Regions from separate parts of the Homo sapiens genome. Here region 1 is linked to region 2. Evidence: chromatin loops called from intact Hi-C (ENCODE). Cell type or tissue: Caco-2. All regions are shown on one strand.

What was found. Peaks named below come from ENCODE experiments on the same cell type or tissue, not always from the same donor. Only the 100,000 strongest peaks of a DNase experiment are listed, where the experiment ranks them.
Region 1: it touches region 2 in a loop (20-fold over the local background); 2 of 110 quality-filtered maps call a loop at or near these places.

The regions. Positions count from the first base shown.
Region 1 is chr14:53,612,241-53,620,240 of GRCh38, forward strand. All of the region lies in intron 2 of LOC105370504 (a long non-coding RNA gene), which reads left to right. It overlaps LOC124903316 (a long non-coding RNA gene), which reads right to left and starts at 142. Exons shown (of 2, transcript XR_007064176.1): 1 at 1-142. It also overlaps the pseudogene RPS3AP46. RefSeq lists a silencer at 162-211 and enhancers at 532-641, 1,597-1,696, 1,717-1,816. In Caco-2, no CTCF peak of the experiment used is centred here; DNase peaks (open chromatin) are centred at 1,721 and 3,191; H3K4me3 peaks cover 1,838 bases.
Region 2 is chr14:54,335,321-54,343,320 of GRCh38, forward strand. No RefSeq gene overlaps it. Among named protein-coding and RNA genes, the nearest start is that of CDKN3, 58 kb to the right of the region's middle. RefSeq lists an enhancer at 4,397-4,918. In Caco-2, a CTCF peak has its summit at 3,591 (motif pointing left); no DNase peak of the experiment used is centred here.

The DNA of each region.
Region 1 (8,000 bases), 720 kb before region 2:
CAGGTTTGATGAATAGCTTAGCCAGTCTCTGCCACAGACAGTATGGGACCAACGGTGCTCCAAAGATAGATGCCAAATTGGAACTAAGACACACACTGCTTAACCCATAGCACAGTGCTCTCCCCACCAGACCACACTTGGTCATATCTCTCATACGTCCCCTCCCTTTTAAAAACACAGCCCACAGGCCAGGCGCGGTGGCTCACCTGTAATCCCAGCACTTTGGGAGGCCGAGGTGGGTGGATCATGAGGTCAGGAGATCGAGACCATCTTGGCCAACATGGTGAAACCCCGTCTCTACTAAAAATTCAAAAAATTAGCCAGGCGTGGTAGCGGGCGCCTGTAGTCCCAGCTACTCAGGAGGCTGAGGCAGGAGACTGGCGTGAACCCGGGAGGCGGAGCTTGCAGTAAGCCGAGATCGCGCCACTGCACTTCAGCCTGGGCGACAGAGTGAGACTCCGTCTCAAAACAAAACAAAACAGAAAACAAAAACAAAGAAACACAGCCCACAAAAGGTGCCGAAAAGGGATCCAAGGAGAAAGTGGTTGAGCCATTTTTTTGAAGTGAGCCTTGTTGATCTACAGAACAATGAGGTTGCATTTAGAAAATTCAAGTTCATTACTGAAGGTATTTAGGGTGAAGATTGCCTGACCAACTTCTGTGGCAGGGATTTCACCCACGAAAAAATGTGCTCCATGGTTAAAAAGTGTCAGACCAGGTATGAAGTTTACGTTAATGTCAGAGCTACTGATGGTTATTTGCTTCATCTCTTTTGTGTTGGTTTTACTAAAAAAAAAAAAAAAAAAAAAAAGAAAAAGCAACAATCAGATTCTGATGACCTCCTACACCGAGCAACTATAGGCCTGCCAAGCCTGAAAGAAGATGATAGAAATCTCGACCTAGGAGGTACAGATGGATGTCTTGGAAGAAGTGGCCATTGAATTGATAGCAGAAAGCGCTGGAAAGACATAGGAGAGGGTTGCCAATCTAGTTATCCTCTCTATAATGTGTTCATTAGAAAAGTGAAGCTGAAGATGCCCAACTCTGAACTGGGAAAACCTAGGGAGCCTCATGATGAAGGTAGTGGTTCTAGAAAAGCTACTGGGGTGAGACAGATGCTAACGTTAAACAAGCTGATGGATAAAAGTCCGAGAATCTGTTTAAAAATTCAAACTTTTAATGGTGACAAATAAAACATATTATTTGTCGGGAATTTAAGAAACACATCTCATTAATTACACTTCTAGTCTACCGTAAGTCAATTCCACTCACAGGCAAGGCTTGGTGTAACTTAGGAATCCCACAATGAAGTTCAGCCCCGCCTCTCAGAATGACAGAGAATTTCCACTGTACTATGAACTCTTTGTAAAAAAAAATCAGCATCTGCATCTTCAGCTTTGCTTTTTTCTTACCTCTTTCGGTCCTTCCCCACTTGCTTGTTTCCTGAAGACCAGGGGGCAAGATGAAGGTTACTGCATGGTTCACTGCAAACACTGTCTCTCAGTTTTACCTCAACCTTTGATTCAGATGTTTTCACTTCCTCCTCTTCTTACGTATGGCCCTTTGGTCTCTGTCCCCTAGGCTGACTTTCATCATCCAATTAGAAATAACACCGTCTTCTTGCTACCATTTCTCTGGGAACCGTAGGGAGTAGACCCCCAGCCTCCTGCACTCCCCACAGGGGCCAGCCGAGCTTCAAAGGAGTGTGTTGGCAGCACCACCTCACGGCTGGGCTTCCTTTCTGTTTGAACAGCTTCCATTGCTCACTGTTGATCAGTAACTCAATGATTCATTAAACACACAAACAATGAGTGAATCTGTTCCATTAGCAAGGCCACCTGTTGATCTCAGACATTCTTAGCTGAACTCGGCAAATACGAACAACAGAATGCCTACATCAGTCGAGTGCTCTGTCTCTATTTGATGGCATGTTAGAGCAGGAAAAGCAGAGTCCAGGCTTTGCTGATGCTTTTATGCTTTTCCTTTCATCTGGTGGCAGGGCTGTAAGAGTAAAATGTGGAACACAACCCACCTCTCTATAAGCAGCTGGAAAACTTTAAGAGCTTGGTCGCTGTTCCTTCCTCAGTCTTGTAGAATTAGAGAAAAAGGAGAGTGGGAATATTCTGTACCCTTTTGCTTGCAGGTGCAAGGGCAATAGAATTAACCAAGCCCTAAACACACACACACACACACACACACACACACACACACACACACACACACACACACACCAAAAGAAGAAAAACTGTAAAAGACATCTTATTGATTGCAATGACACCTTCTCTGCCTTAGAAAAAATACAATCTCTTTTCTATGTAGCTTCTGGTTCATGTAGCTGTTCCAGGCCTTTAAGAACTGGTCTACTAGTGTTTACAAGCTTTTAAAAAATATTATACTTTATTTGGCTACTAAAAGTCATATAAAGCAGACTGGGTTAAGCTGTTGATACAGGCATCACGGTCAATAAAAGTTGAAATTTTATTTTTAAAAATAGCATTTTTCCTCTCTTATAATTCCTCTTGTTATTATGATAACGAGGAGAGCTTTTATAAAGTGGGTGGTATTTGTTTGAAACCTGAAAGGTGTACCATACCAGGAATAAAGAGACACTTGTTCTTTTCTCAGTTAAATACTAAATTGCCTCTTTAGGGTGAATTTAGTATTTAAATGCATAATTATTATGATTTGTACTGTGTTAAGTTTAAATTTCTCTGCAGTGACACTGATTAAACACAGCTCAGTGTTTCTGTTTGATAGATTTATTCTAGGATATCAGTAAAAACTTGGTTGGTTGGTTGGTTGGTTGGTTCTTGTAATCAAATGGAAGATGAAGAAGCAGAAGGAAACAACTCTTCAAATAAAATTCCAGTTCCTATGAATTTATTATGTAAAATATATAAAATCATGAGTTTTAAATTTCCCACTGGATTTCGGAAATGACTGTTGCTAGTGGCTGGTTTACTTTCATTTGTGTGGCACTGGAAATGACAGAGTGCCAGGTGAGGAATTCAGTTTGTGTCTCTTTTGTAAATATTCTTTTGCTTTGGGAGGACATGCTTTGAGCTACACACATTCAGAATGAATAAGGTGAACAGATTGAGGCAGGCAGACCCCACTACTTGGATTCTCTAGGCAGGTGTGAGCATATCTCGCTCATCCAATACATAAAAGACCACGTGCATTTTCAAAGGGATTTCTGCAATCCCTTTTGCAATCTTTTGACAACCACTACTATGATCTGATTGCCCAATGCAGGTGCTTGTGCAGCCGCCCCACTGTGCCATCAAAAGAATCCTCAGATTCTTCTGACTAAAAGGGACAGGCAGAAGAAGTAACTTTTTAAAAAGACTAAAAAGGAAATAGCCACATAAAATGAAAAATTAGATGGAAGGTGAATAGCTATCCCCTCCTGTGATTAGATTGTCACCATCCAATAGAACTTTCTGCAGTGATACAAATGTTCGATACCTGCACTAACCAGTGTGAGAGCCACTAGCCACATGTGACTACTGAGCATTTGAAATGTGGCTAGTGTGACTGGGAAATTAAAATTTAATTTTAATTAATTTAAATTTAAATATGCACATGTATTTAGTGGTTGTCATTGTAATATCCCCCAAGTGACTAGGTTGGTTTCCTACCTTCATTGTAAGCTCTCAGTAAGTATTTGCTGAATCAAAAAGATAAAGGTGATCATGGTCTATCTCCCTTAATACTCTTAGGTGCTTCTCCTGGCCTGAGGATTCCTACTTACTGCAGGTCTTGCCTCCTCTACCCTTGGCTCCGGCTATCCAACCTGTTTCTCCATCCTTCAACTTGCCCTTAACCTTCCTTTTTCTGTGTTTTTGTGTGTTCCATTCTCTTCAGCTGGAATGCTCTTCTTCCCACTTGTCCATCTTGGCAGACCTCTGCTTATAACCCAGAAATATTACTTTCTCTGGGAATGCTATGCCAACTGCCCCAAATGGATATAGTCACTCCTCTTGGTTCCCATAGTGGTGTAGTGTAAATATCAGAGCAGTGGTGTCTTAGGGCAGACCCTCTGATCTGTGCTAAAGTGTTTATGAATGTATTAGTCAGGGTTCTCTAGAGGGACAAAACTAATAGGATACATGCATATATGAAGGGGAGTTTATTAGGGGAATTGACTCACATGATCACAAGGTGAAGTCCCACAATAGGCCATCTGCAAGCTGAGGAGCAAGGAAGCCAGTCTGAGTCCCAAAACCTCAGAAGTAGGGAAGCCAACAGTGCAGTCTTCAGTGTGTGGCCAAAAGCCAGAGAGCCCTTGGCAAACCACTGGTATAAGTCCAAGAGTCCAAACGGTGAAGAACTTGGAGTCTGATATTTGAGGACCGGAAGCATCAAGCATGGGAGAAAGATGAAGGCCAGAAGACTTAGCTAGTCTTGTCTTTCCATGTTCTTCTGCCTGCTTTTATTCTGGCCATCCTGGAAGCCAATTAGATTGTGTCCACCCAGATTGTGGGTGGGTCTGCCTTTCCCAGTCCACTGACTCAAATGTTAATCTTCTTTGGCAACACCATCACAGACACACCCAGGAACAATACTTTGCATCCTTCAATGCAATCAAGTTGACACTCAATATAATATTAACCATCACAATGAGGAAATTCCCAAAGGAAACTGGGAAAGTAGTGGGGAGGGGTGCACAGAGGTGAGGGGAAGGAGGAAGCCAAGGGAGTGTACAATCACAGACAAATTCGATCATCTTTTGCCCAATCTGCAGGCAAAGTCAATAATTATACATCAGGCCTCAGAGTTGTCCTAACCTAAGGCAAAGGAACTGGAGTTTTCATACCCTCATATCCAGCAGGTATGGGTCAAGAACCACCCCAGGGGACATGCACTCCCTAAGACACTTTGGTTTCTCCATTTGTGTGGGCAAAGGAGACTCAAAAGATAGTTCTCCAAGAAAGAGTGCAGGTGTTGGCTGTAGGAAGTGAAGCCCATGTGTGTGGGAATGGCAGTAAACTGTGGAGGTGGGGTGGAGCAAGCAGTACAGAAATGTTGAGAAATGATCCTGAAGTGATCCCCTGAGGGGGTGGGGTGGGAGTGACAGAATTGGGTCTATCTGGGTTGCAAACTCAGATCTATCTTTTCCTAGAAAAGTGACCTAATTGTTTTCAGCCTCATTTTCCTCCTCTGTAAAATTTAGAAAATAATTGTATATAACTCTTAGGCTTAAGGTAAGCTTTTTTTTTTTTTTTTTTTTTGACAGAGTTTTGTTCTTGTCATCTAGGCTGAAGTGCAATGGCTGTATTTTGGCTCACTGCAATCTCCACCTCCCTGGTTGAAGCTATTCTCCCGCCTCAGCCTCCTGAGTAGCTGGGATTACAGGTGCGAGCCACCATGCCCAGCTGATTTTTATTTTCAGTAGAGATAGGGTTTCACTATGTTGGCCAGGCTGGTCTCGAACTCCTGACCTCGGGTGATCCACCCGCCTCGGCCTCCCAAAGTTCTGGGATTGCAGGCATGAGCCAACATGCCCAGCCGTGGCTTAAAGTAAAAGTTAAAAAGGATAATGTACTTAAAGTATTTAGCATAGTGTAGGGTACCTAGTAAAAAGTCTAAATATTGCAGACATTATTATAACATTATATTTTATTGTGATTACATATCCAATTCCTCCATCAGACTTGAGATTCTCCAGGGAGGAACCTACTCTATTAGTCTTCCAATCGCTGGCACCTAAGCCAATGCCTGACCCAGAGTAGCTGTCTAAACAATATTTCTTGAGTAAATGAATAGTGTTCCACTTTGAACCTAATCTCTCTTAAAATCTCTGATGCTATAATCCACTGAAATGCTCTATTCATGTGGCTATTTTGCCAGTTAGACCATAAGGGTAGGAGGGTTTCTTATTCTTTTTTGATTGCCTTAAATGTAGCACAACCTGGTACATGACAGTTGCTAAATAATTGTTTGTTGAACTGATGTTTGTTGGGTAAAGGTCCACCATGTTCCAAGGGTAAGACCATTATGAAACCTTAAGGGATATTTTCTCTACTTTAGAGTTTGTTTGCAGACAGTGGTCTCAGATCCCTTATGGTTCAGTACAGGAAAACAGAAACCACTGTAGGTTTTTCATGCAGGATGTGATTTAATAGAGGGAATTAGGTGCTATGGTAGGCAGAATTTATCAAATGGTTCCCCAAAAATCTTATACTGTAATTCTATAAGCTGTAAGTATGCTAATATAACACTCCTGTGATATATTATATGACTCAGTTTAAGAAAAGGAGATTATCTAAGGGGCCTGATCTAATCACATGAGCCCTTAAAAGCAGGCAGCTTTCTCCTCGTAAAGGAAAAGCAAATCAGAGTTAAAGTGTGGGGATGGATTTGACACAAGGATTCTGCTGCTGGCTGTGATGTTGTGAGAAGGACTCCACGTGGAGGATGCAGGAGGCCTTGTGGGAAGGAACGTAGGTGGCTTTAAGGAGTTGAGAGAGGCCCCTGGTTGATGTTAGCAAGGAAAGGGGAATGTCAGTCCTAAAAGCAGGAGGAAGTAAATTCTTCCAACCACATGAATGAACTTGGATGTAGATTCTTTCCAGCGCCTCCAGATAAGAGCTCAATCTGACTGACCCCTTGATTTCAGCCCTGTGAGAACCCAGAGTAGAGAACCAAGTTGAGCTCACCTGCTCTACGGAAGTGTGTGATAAGTGTTGTTTTAAGGTGCTAAGTTTGTGATAATTTGCTATATAAATTTTTTTAGTAAAATGAAATTGCTGCAACTTCCATTGCCTTCCATTGCCTGAAACAAATAGGAATAGAAAGCAAATATGAGTGCTTACTACATTGCAGAAAAGACTAGAACCAAGAAAGTACTATGCTGTGGAAAAGACTAGAACCAAGAAAGTAAGGTGGATTACTCTTAGCTTTCAGGTTATGTCACACAGGTTGCCACCTGAGGTCAGGAAATAATAACTGGCCCACAGCCTTGAAGCTGGTGCCTAGAGGTGACCAGCCAGCTACTATGTTGGTCACATCTGTGGGAGCTCATACTCAAGTCACCACCACCACCATTGACAGAGGAAGAGGCATCTCTTGCTCTCTTTCCCCTTACAGATATCTCACAAATGAATTTCATTGTCAAATGTAAGTCAAATTCAGAACCTTGGTGGAAAGCAAATCTGGGATATGTAGTTCCCAGGCTTCTGGTGCCTGAGATAAAGGGGAACATATATAAAGGTGGGGGGGGATAATGCTGATTGACCATGAATTTTACCCAATATGGCTCTTCAGACTTTCAAGATCCCTTTAAGTCAGCATTCTCATAGGAGTTATTATTTTCATTTTACAGACCAGAAGACTGAGCTTCAATTGGGTTAAGTATCTTGCCAAAGTTTCATAAATGGTATGTAGCAAAACCGAGAGTAGAACTAAATCTCTTTCTCCCCAAGCCTACATTTTTCAGGCTCTGCAGCTGGCGATGGCCTGCAGATGGAATTTATATTATTGGCTGACAATTGGGCCATGTAGACTCAACTGAGAAGGCAATGGAAGTTGCAGCAATTTCATTTTATTAAAAAAAAAGTTCTCCTGGTAAAGGGCTGCTATTAGACTCTTGGAATCCTGTCCAGCTTCATCTTCTCCTCCCTTCTGTCATCCAAGCTTCCTCCTTGGCCCACATTCCCTAACTTTGCACACAAACCTTGCAATGTATGCTCTGATTTCTGGGTTAAATTTGGTGAAGGGCATCCCCTGCTGTCCTTTTACCTGGTGAATACATGGAATTGGCCCTTCTCCTCTGCGTTTAGGGTCTCACTGCCCTCCCTCATTAGTTGGGATCTGGCGCTGGGCTATGAGCAGCATCAGTAGTATCCTCTACTAAAGGGAATCATGTAGCATTTCCCCCAGACAGCTCTATCTTCCCTGCATACCAATCCAATTACAAACAAATTGGGCCACAGGCTCAAGCATGAGAGCAATTTGGCCTTCTCTCCTCTACTGCTGACAGCTTTAAATCTGCTCCC
Region 2 (8,000 bases):
TTTAATTACTAATACCTCATCACCCCATGAAATAGCCACATAATGAATTGACTGAAATCCAAATTATTTTCATGCAAAAAACCTTTCTGTTTACCTAGGACAAGATAGAAATAATAAATATTCATGGTGTTTACAAGTATGGAGTCTCTAAACAAGCTGAAGTGAATCATCTTTTAGAAGAATATAACTTCTGGAAGGTAGCATAAAAATTCTACTCCTTTTATTCTTTAAAATGATGTATACGTTGGGCATTTATTTTAGATATATGAAAACTATGTTCATGCTAAACCTGTACATGAATACTCATAGCAGCTTTATTCATAATAGCCCAAAACTGGAAACAACATAAATGTCTTTCAATGGGTAAATGATTAAACAAACTGTGGTACATTAATACCATGGAATATGACTCAGCAATAAAAAGGAGCAGACTATTGATAGGCATAATAACTGGAATGACTATCCAGGGATTATGCTGAGTCCAAAAACAAAAAAGCTAATCCTGAAAGATTACATAGTGTATGATTTCATTTATAAAACATTTGTGAAGTGACAAAATTTTAGGAATGGAGGACAGATTAGTAGTGGCCAGGGGTTAAGGAAAGGTGAGGGCATGGGCAGGATAGAGGTGGGTGTGGCTATAGAAGAGCAATGTGAAGGATCCTTGCAGTTATGGAACTGTTCAGGGTCTAGAAGTAGTGGTGAAACATGAACACACATGACAAGATTGTACAGAACTAAGCACATGAACACATATGCATGCACATATGCACACACACAGGTGAGCACAAATAAAACCGGGGAAGTCCGAACAAGATCAGTGGATTGTATTATTGTTAATACCCTGGTTATGATATTATACTATAGTTTTTTGCAAAATGCTACCACTGAGGGAAACTGGCAAAGATTATGTGGTATCTCTCTCAATATGATTTGGCTGTGTCCCCACACAAATCTCTAATCGTACTTCCCTTAATTCCCATGTTTCATGGGAGGGACCCCATGGGAGGTAATTGAATCATGACAGTAGGTCTTTCCTGTGCTGTTCTCGTGATAGTGAATACATCTCATGATATCTGATGGTTTTATAAAGGGGAGTCCCCTGCACAAATTCTCTTTGCCAGCCACCATGTAAGACATCTTTTTGTTCTTCCTTCATCTCCCACCATGATTGTGAGGCCTCCCTAGCCATGTGGAACCGTGAACCAATTAAACCTCTTTCCTTTATAAATTACCCAGTCTTGGGTATGTCTCTACTAGCAGCATGAAAATGGACTAATACATCTCTGTACTATTTCTTATAACTGCTTGTAAATCTAAAACTATCTCATTAAAACTTTAATTAAAAATATCTTAAGGCTGGGTGCAGGGACTCATGCCTGTAATCTCAGCACTTCAGGAGGCCAAGGCAGGAGGATCACTTGAGCCCAGGAGTTTGAGAACAGCCTGGGAAACATTTGAGATCATGTCTCCACAAAATATATTTTTTTTAAATATAACTGGGTGTGGTGGTGCATGCCTGTTGGCCCAACTACTTGGGAGGCTAAGGTGGAGGATCACTTGAGCCGTGATCGTGCCACTGCACTCCAGCCTGGGCGACAGTGAGACCCTGCCTTAAAAAAGAGAAAAATTAAAATTTTAAATTAAAAGTTATATGTGTGTGATATATTATTAAATTATATAGGCACAATGTGAGAGACTTCACTAGCATGGTACAATGTTAACATAAAAAGAAGAATGTCAGCTGTGATCCATCTATCTAGTCTTCTCAAAACTCCTAGCTCTGAGCTGGATTAGTCAAGGATAAAAGGACCTACCTTATAGGTCTTACCAACTATGTCTGAATACTGGTATTAATAGTAAGTCTGACTTTGATTTTTTAAGCAGCTTCTGAGGGACTATTCCTCATTCATGAACTTTGCTGGAGGGCAATGAGGAAGGTGAATTTAACTTTCAATCCATATTGATAGCCAGTATAATAGACAAAAGAATCCTCATTAACTAATTCACTACCTGGTACACTGCAGCTTTCAGTTTTTAAAATGACACTAAAACTAAGCCGCTGCAGGATATAAAGGCAACAATTGAACTAAAGTGACCTGCATCTAGAAATATGTTAATTACCTGATGCTGAAAACACGGAAGGGATTAGAGGGATTCCGAAGCGTTTGCTGAAACCTTGCATCGAGCCGAGTCCACGAGGGAGCTGAGCTCCTGACCACATTCTGACACCAGCAAAGGGCCGCTCTCTCTCTTACCCTTAGGCTCTTCAGGATCTAAAGCACTTTTGATAAAGATTGTTCCTATGATCAAGGCATTGATTATGCCTGTGTCTTTCAGCACAGGTAGAAATGTATTTCAGATAAGACAATTCCGCGTTTGAAAAGTGATCCACAGTCTTTCAGGTGAAAGACATCTCTGCAGAAACACTCTTTAGATTAAAGCCCCCTAAGAAGCAGAAAAGCTTTTAACATAGGGAGCCCCTTATTCACCATAAGTCCATGAAAAATGATGCTGTGCTGACCCTTTATTGACAAAACCAAAATGAGGTAAGCTTGTCTATGAACTGAAGGAAGAAAGATGGGACCAAAAAATGCTGTGAATAAAAGCCTATAATTCCAGCCTTCCCACCACAGCCTGTGTCACGAAGGTCCTTTGTTCATACGTAGTGTATACAAAGAAGAGGGAAAGCACAGTTTAAAACCAGAAGTTGATTAATTGGCTTTGGGAGCTTCACTCAACCTGAACTTGTTTCCTGAGCATCAAAATAGAAATCATGATTCCTCCCTTACCAAATTCACAGACTGTTAGGAGAATTCAATGAGAAAATATATTCAAAGGCTTTAAATTTTGAATCCACTGTACAAAGATAAAGGTTACTATTAATAGTCTAAAGGGGAGACGTATATTATTAAAAAATCAAGAGAGTACTCCCTAATTTGCATCCTGAAGTGTGCTTCTAAATCAAAACCCTACCTGAAGATTTGTTGATAAGGAGAAAAAAATGCAGGAAGAATATGTGTTTAATTGTTAAATCAGTTTTCTTTGAGAAAACTCATGATTTACCTAGAATTCTACTGAGTATGGTAGGTGATAGGAGAAAAAAAAAACTAGGATAATCATGAAATAATTTTGTCTAATGAGAGTCAATAGTCAAAGTGAGATTTCTGAAAGAATACCTCTATAATTCGTTGATCAACTGGTCAGTTTTCGTGTGACTGTATGGAAACCCCGCCATTGTTTGTTTGGTTGTTCTGTTGTGTTGTGTTGTGTTTGCATTATGCTGTTAGGTTTCGAGGACTGATGGTCCCATTTCACAAGTGAGAAAGGTGGAGACCAAAGGGAATCAAGGCTCACCAGCTTAGTACATACAGGCTGATTTCACATAATTAAAGTCAACACTCCTGCTTAAAGGAAACACCCGACAAGCAAGGTGCATCCATGAGCAGCCCGTGATCTTTGCCAGATTCTGAAAAGAGGCATATAGAAAAGCGCTTCTTTAGCTCAATAGGATTCCTTGCAAATTCAGGACAAACCTTCAGATCTGCCCAATGTCTTGGATGCACACGGTGGCTAAGCAACACTGCCTTCCAGTGGCAACAACATGTCTTAAGAAATCAAAAACCAGAGTAGGTTATGGTATTTCACCTTGGTAGTGCCTGTTTGTCCTTAAGGTCAAGGAAACACCGAAAGAGTATTTTCAAACCTTCAGTGTAGGCACTAATTTTAAATTTACATATTAATAATCTTTCTTAGCACTTGTTGAAAATGTTCAGAGCACCTTCCTCCCTTTAGTAGATGGTAATCCCACTCAGAGCAATTACGTTATTCAAATAACATCACAGCATAACTCTGTGGACTAAATTGAGTGCAGTAATACTGTATTTCATCATCAAAAGCATCACCAGTAGCCAGTGGTTCTGGATATAACAAAATCAAGCTGATGTCTGGCAAAGTGGTTGTTCAAAGATGTTTATGAACTTAAAGAATGTCCAATTTTTTCCTCACTAAAATCAGTCTACTCATTCCTTTCTCATATTTCTCTTAAATTCTCCAAAACACAGAATTGAAGATATTCAGTCCAGGCACAGCAGCTCACACCCATAATCCCAGCACTTTGGGAGGCCGAGACAGGAGGGTCACTTGAGGCCAGAGTTCAAAACCAGCCTAAGAAACTCTGTCTCTGCAAAAAAAATAATAATAATAATGATAAATAGCCAGTCATGGTGGCATGCACCTGTAGTCCCAGCAACTTGGGAGACTGAGGCAGGAGGATTACTGGAGCCCAGGAGTTTGAGGCTGTAGTGAGCTATGATCACACCACTGCACTGCAGCCTGGGTGACAGAGCAAGATCAAAAAAAAAAAAAAAAAGATAATCTGAGAAAGATTTATTGTGTGGCACTTTTTTAGTCCATGCTAACTAGGAAATGTCATTTCCACTTTGTCTCTTAGCCCAAAAATATCTTCTCTAATTATCCCCCACCCTGAATCCTCCATTCCCGCTGGCCTGTCTGAAACTTCACAGTGAGTTGATGGAATTTGTCCTCGTCTTGTTATCTATGACTTAACTGTCACCTTCCCTGTCTGTCTCATGGCAGGGCTTCTGTGTTTTGGGATCCACATCTTAAGTGCTACCATTATTTAGCTCAGCTCTTCCTGAGCTGCTGTTGCTACATAGATAGCTCCAGAATTTACATTTCTAAGGGGTCTGAGCTAGTTATACCAAAAGGCCTGCCCAGTTGGGGGTAGTCAGAAGAGTGATGCCAACACTGGAAAGATCTCCCATATCTGAGGGTATCACAGCACTCCTTGAAAGTTTTCTCACTGATAATCCCAACATCCTTGAGAAGAACTGAATAGCCTCATCTAGCAACTGGAGGGGGAAACTGAGACATACAGAAGTTTCATAAGTGTCTCAACAGGGGATTGGTCAAAATGCAATAAATCATTTTGCAGCATAAAATGCAACCATTAAAATAATGATTCGGATAAATATTTATTGAGGTAGAAAGATGGCTACAATACCATTAAAGAGACAAAAAAAAAACAGGTCACCAGACTTAATGCACCACGTGATTGTCTAGTAAATGTGTGTGTTTGCACACACTCATGCACAGAAGCACCACTGATCTAAAGCTACCCACATACAATCCCTATTAGTCCTACCAATAGCCATTCAGTTATTCTCAAACAGAAAACAAACAAACAAACAAACAAAAAACCCTAAGTAAACTGAGTTATTGGGTTTTTTTAAATAAAAAAAGCTTTGAAAACAAGTTCTCTAGCCCTAGTGGTGTGCTGGTAAATGTTTCACAACTAGTTCGCTAGGGAAAAAAGCTCTGATTTGTAGCTTCTGCCAACTTCTATACTGTAAACACCCTCAACAGGATTAATTTCAAACTCCCAAATTGATGTTACCAAACATAGTGTTGGGAAGAGATGCTCACAATAGGCTCAACTACCCTTGAATGTGGGCCAGCTTCAGTGACCCACTGCCTTGCTCCCACATTCAAACAAAGCATAATGTTGTAGGCCCCTCTTACATAAAATATACCACAGAATACTGTATATGTTTTAGGTGGCTTTTCTTTTTTATTGTCAATCTGTATTTTCTACCTCTTCAAAAAAGACTGTATGTTTTCTGTTTACTTAAATTTAAAAAGAAACTGTTTCTTTTATTACCTTGAGGTGGAGAAGGTCATTGTAACTATGACACAAAACCCAGAAGCCATAGATAAATTCGATAAATTCAACTACATAAAACTAAAGCCTTTTACATGGTGAAAAAGCCTTTAAAAGCAAAGTGAAAACAAATGACAAACTGCAAAAAAAAAAAAAAAAAGTGCAACCTGTTTTTCAGAAACACCATCTACTCTCACCAACATATAATCACTTTGCAACTGACAACCTGATAGACAAATAAGCAAGTATTTGAATAGACATTCAAAAAGAAAGCAAAAAAGAGATGATTCTTAAAGAATAGGTCCCCCATTCCCATAAAAGGAAAAATGCTATGTAAAATTTACATGGAGATGCCATTTGTTTAACCTCTCAGATTGGTAAAGATTCAGAAATTTTGAATGCACATTCTGCGAGTTAGGGCTGTGTTGGGAGTTTAAATTGGGACAAACTCCATGGAGAGTGTGGCCATCTGAATAATGACCCCACAAAGATGTCCACATGCTACTCCCTGTAACCTGTGACTATATTACCTTACATGGCAAAAGGAACTTTGCATAAGTGATTAAAGTTGCAGATCTAAAAATGGAGAGTGTGTCCTGGATTATCCAGGTGAGCCCAATATCATCATAATGCTCTTTACAAAAGTGGGGCAGGAGTGTCAGAGCCAGCAGAGCTGTGATAACAGAAGCAGTGGCCAGAGAAAGAGAGATTTGCAGATGCCACACAGCCAGCCTTAAAGATGGAGGAAGAGATCGCAAGCCAAGGAATGCAGGTAGCTTCAAGAATCTGGAAAAGGCAAGGAAATGGATTCTCCCCTAGAGCCTCCAGAAGGAGCACAGCCCTGCCACATCTTGGTTTGAGGACTTTAGGCCTCCAGAATTGTAAGATAATAATTTTGTGCTGTTTAAAACCACTGCATTTGTGGTAATTTGTTGTAGCAGCTATGGGAAACTAACATGGAGAACAACTTGGCAAACTACAAATGTATGCATGTACTCTGGCCCAACAGCTCCGTATCTAGGAATTTAACCTAAGGCATTCACATAAATACAAATAATGCATGTACTGCATTGCTGTGTGTAACAGCAAACAATTGGAATCCACATAAATGTTCATCAAAAGGAAGCTGATTAAATGATGGGGCTGGGCACAGTGGCCCATACCTATAATCCCAGCACTTTGGGAGGCCAAGGTGGGCAGATTGCTTGAGCCCAGGAGTTCAAGACCAGCCTGGCCAACATAGCAAAACCTCACCTCTACAAAAAATACAAAAATTAGCCAGGGGTGGTGGCACATGCCAGTAGTCCCCGCTACTGGGGAGGCTGAGGTGGGAGGATTACCTGAGCCTAGAAAGTCGAGGCTACAGTGAGCTGAGATCACGCCACTGCATTCCAGCCTGGGTGATAGAGCCAGACCCTGTCTCAAATAAATAAATAAATAATGATATGACCACACAATGCAGCCATTAAAAAAATAATAAGTTTTTTATGCTGTGGTATGAGAAGATCTCCAAGATATTGGAGGTGAAGAAAAGAAGACGCTTTTACTGCAATGAGCACAGTGGGTCCAATATGCTGACAGCTGTGTAGAAATCGGGAAGAGGGAGGATATATACTTATTTGTGTATCTATGCATAAATATCTCTAGAAGGAAAAATAAGAAACTAATAGTATGTGTTGCCTACAAGAGAAGGAACTGGATGGCTGAACAAGAAAAGGGAAAGGGAGACTTCTTACTGTATACCTTTCATGTTTTATTGAAATCTCTGTAAGTAATATGAATAGATTACCCATTCAAAAATGTAAATAAAAACAAAAAGATTACAAACTAAACAAGAAAGAGATTATGTAACTTGGCCACCCACCCAGCCAGTAAAGACACCATGATCACCAGTGGGCCTTTACAGAACCTTTCATTGTTTTTGAGGTTGGCTGTGCCATGAATTCCAATCATCTAGAACCACAGGAGTGAATGCAGGGTGTGGCCTAAGGAGCAGGGTGAGAGCGCGATGTGGTAGTCTGATGGGATGTGGATGAAGGTCTGTGGTTAGCTAAAGCAGAGTTAACCTTACATTGTCTCTAAGTCAGGGCAGGAATTCTTCCTAAGTCCCTTCCGAGACCCTGTCCAGCCACAGAAACTCTATGAGCTGGGTTGCCAGATTCAAAAATGAAACTACAGGATGACCAGTTACATTTGAATTCCAGATAAACAAAAATAATTTGAAAGCATTTGCTGTTTATCTGAAATTCAAATATAACTGGGCATCCTGTATTTTATTCAGCACCTCTACGTGTAAGGAGCCCCATGGCCTGGGGAG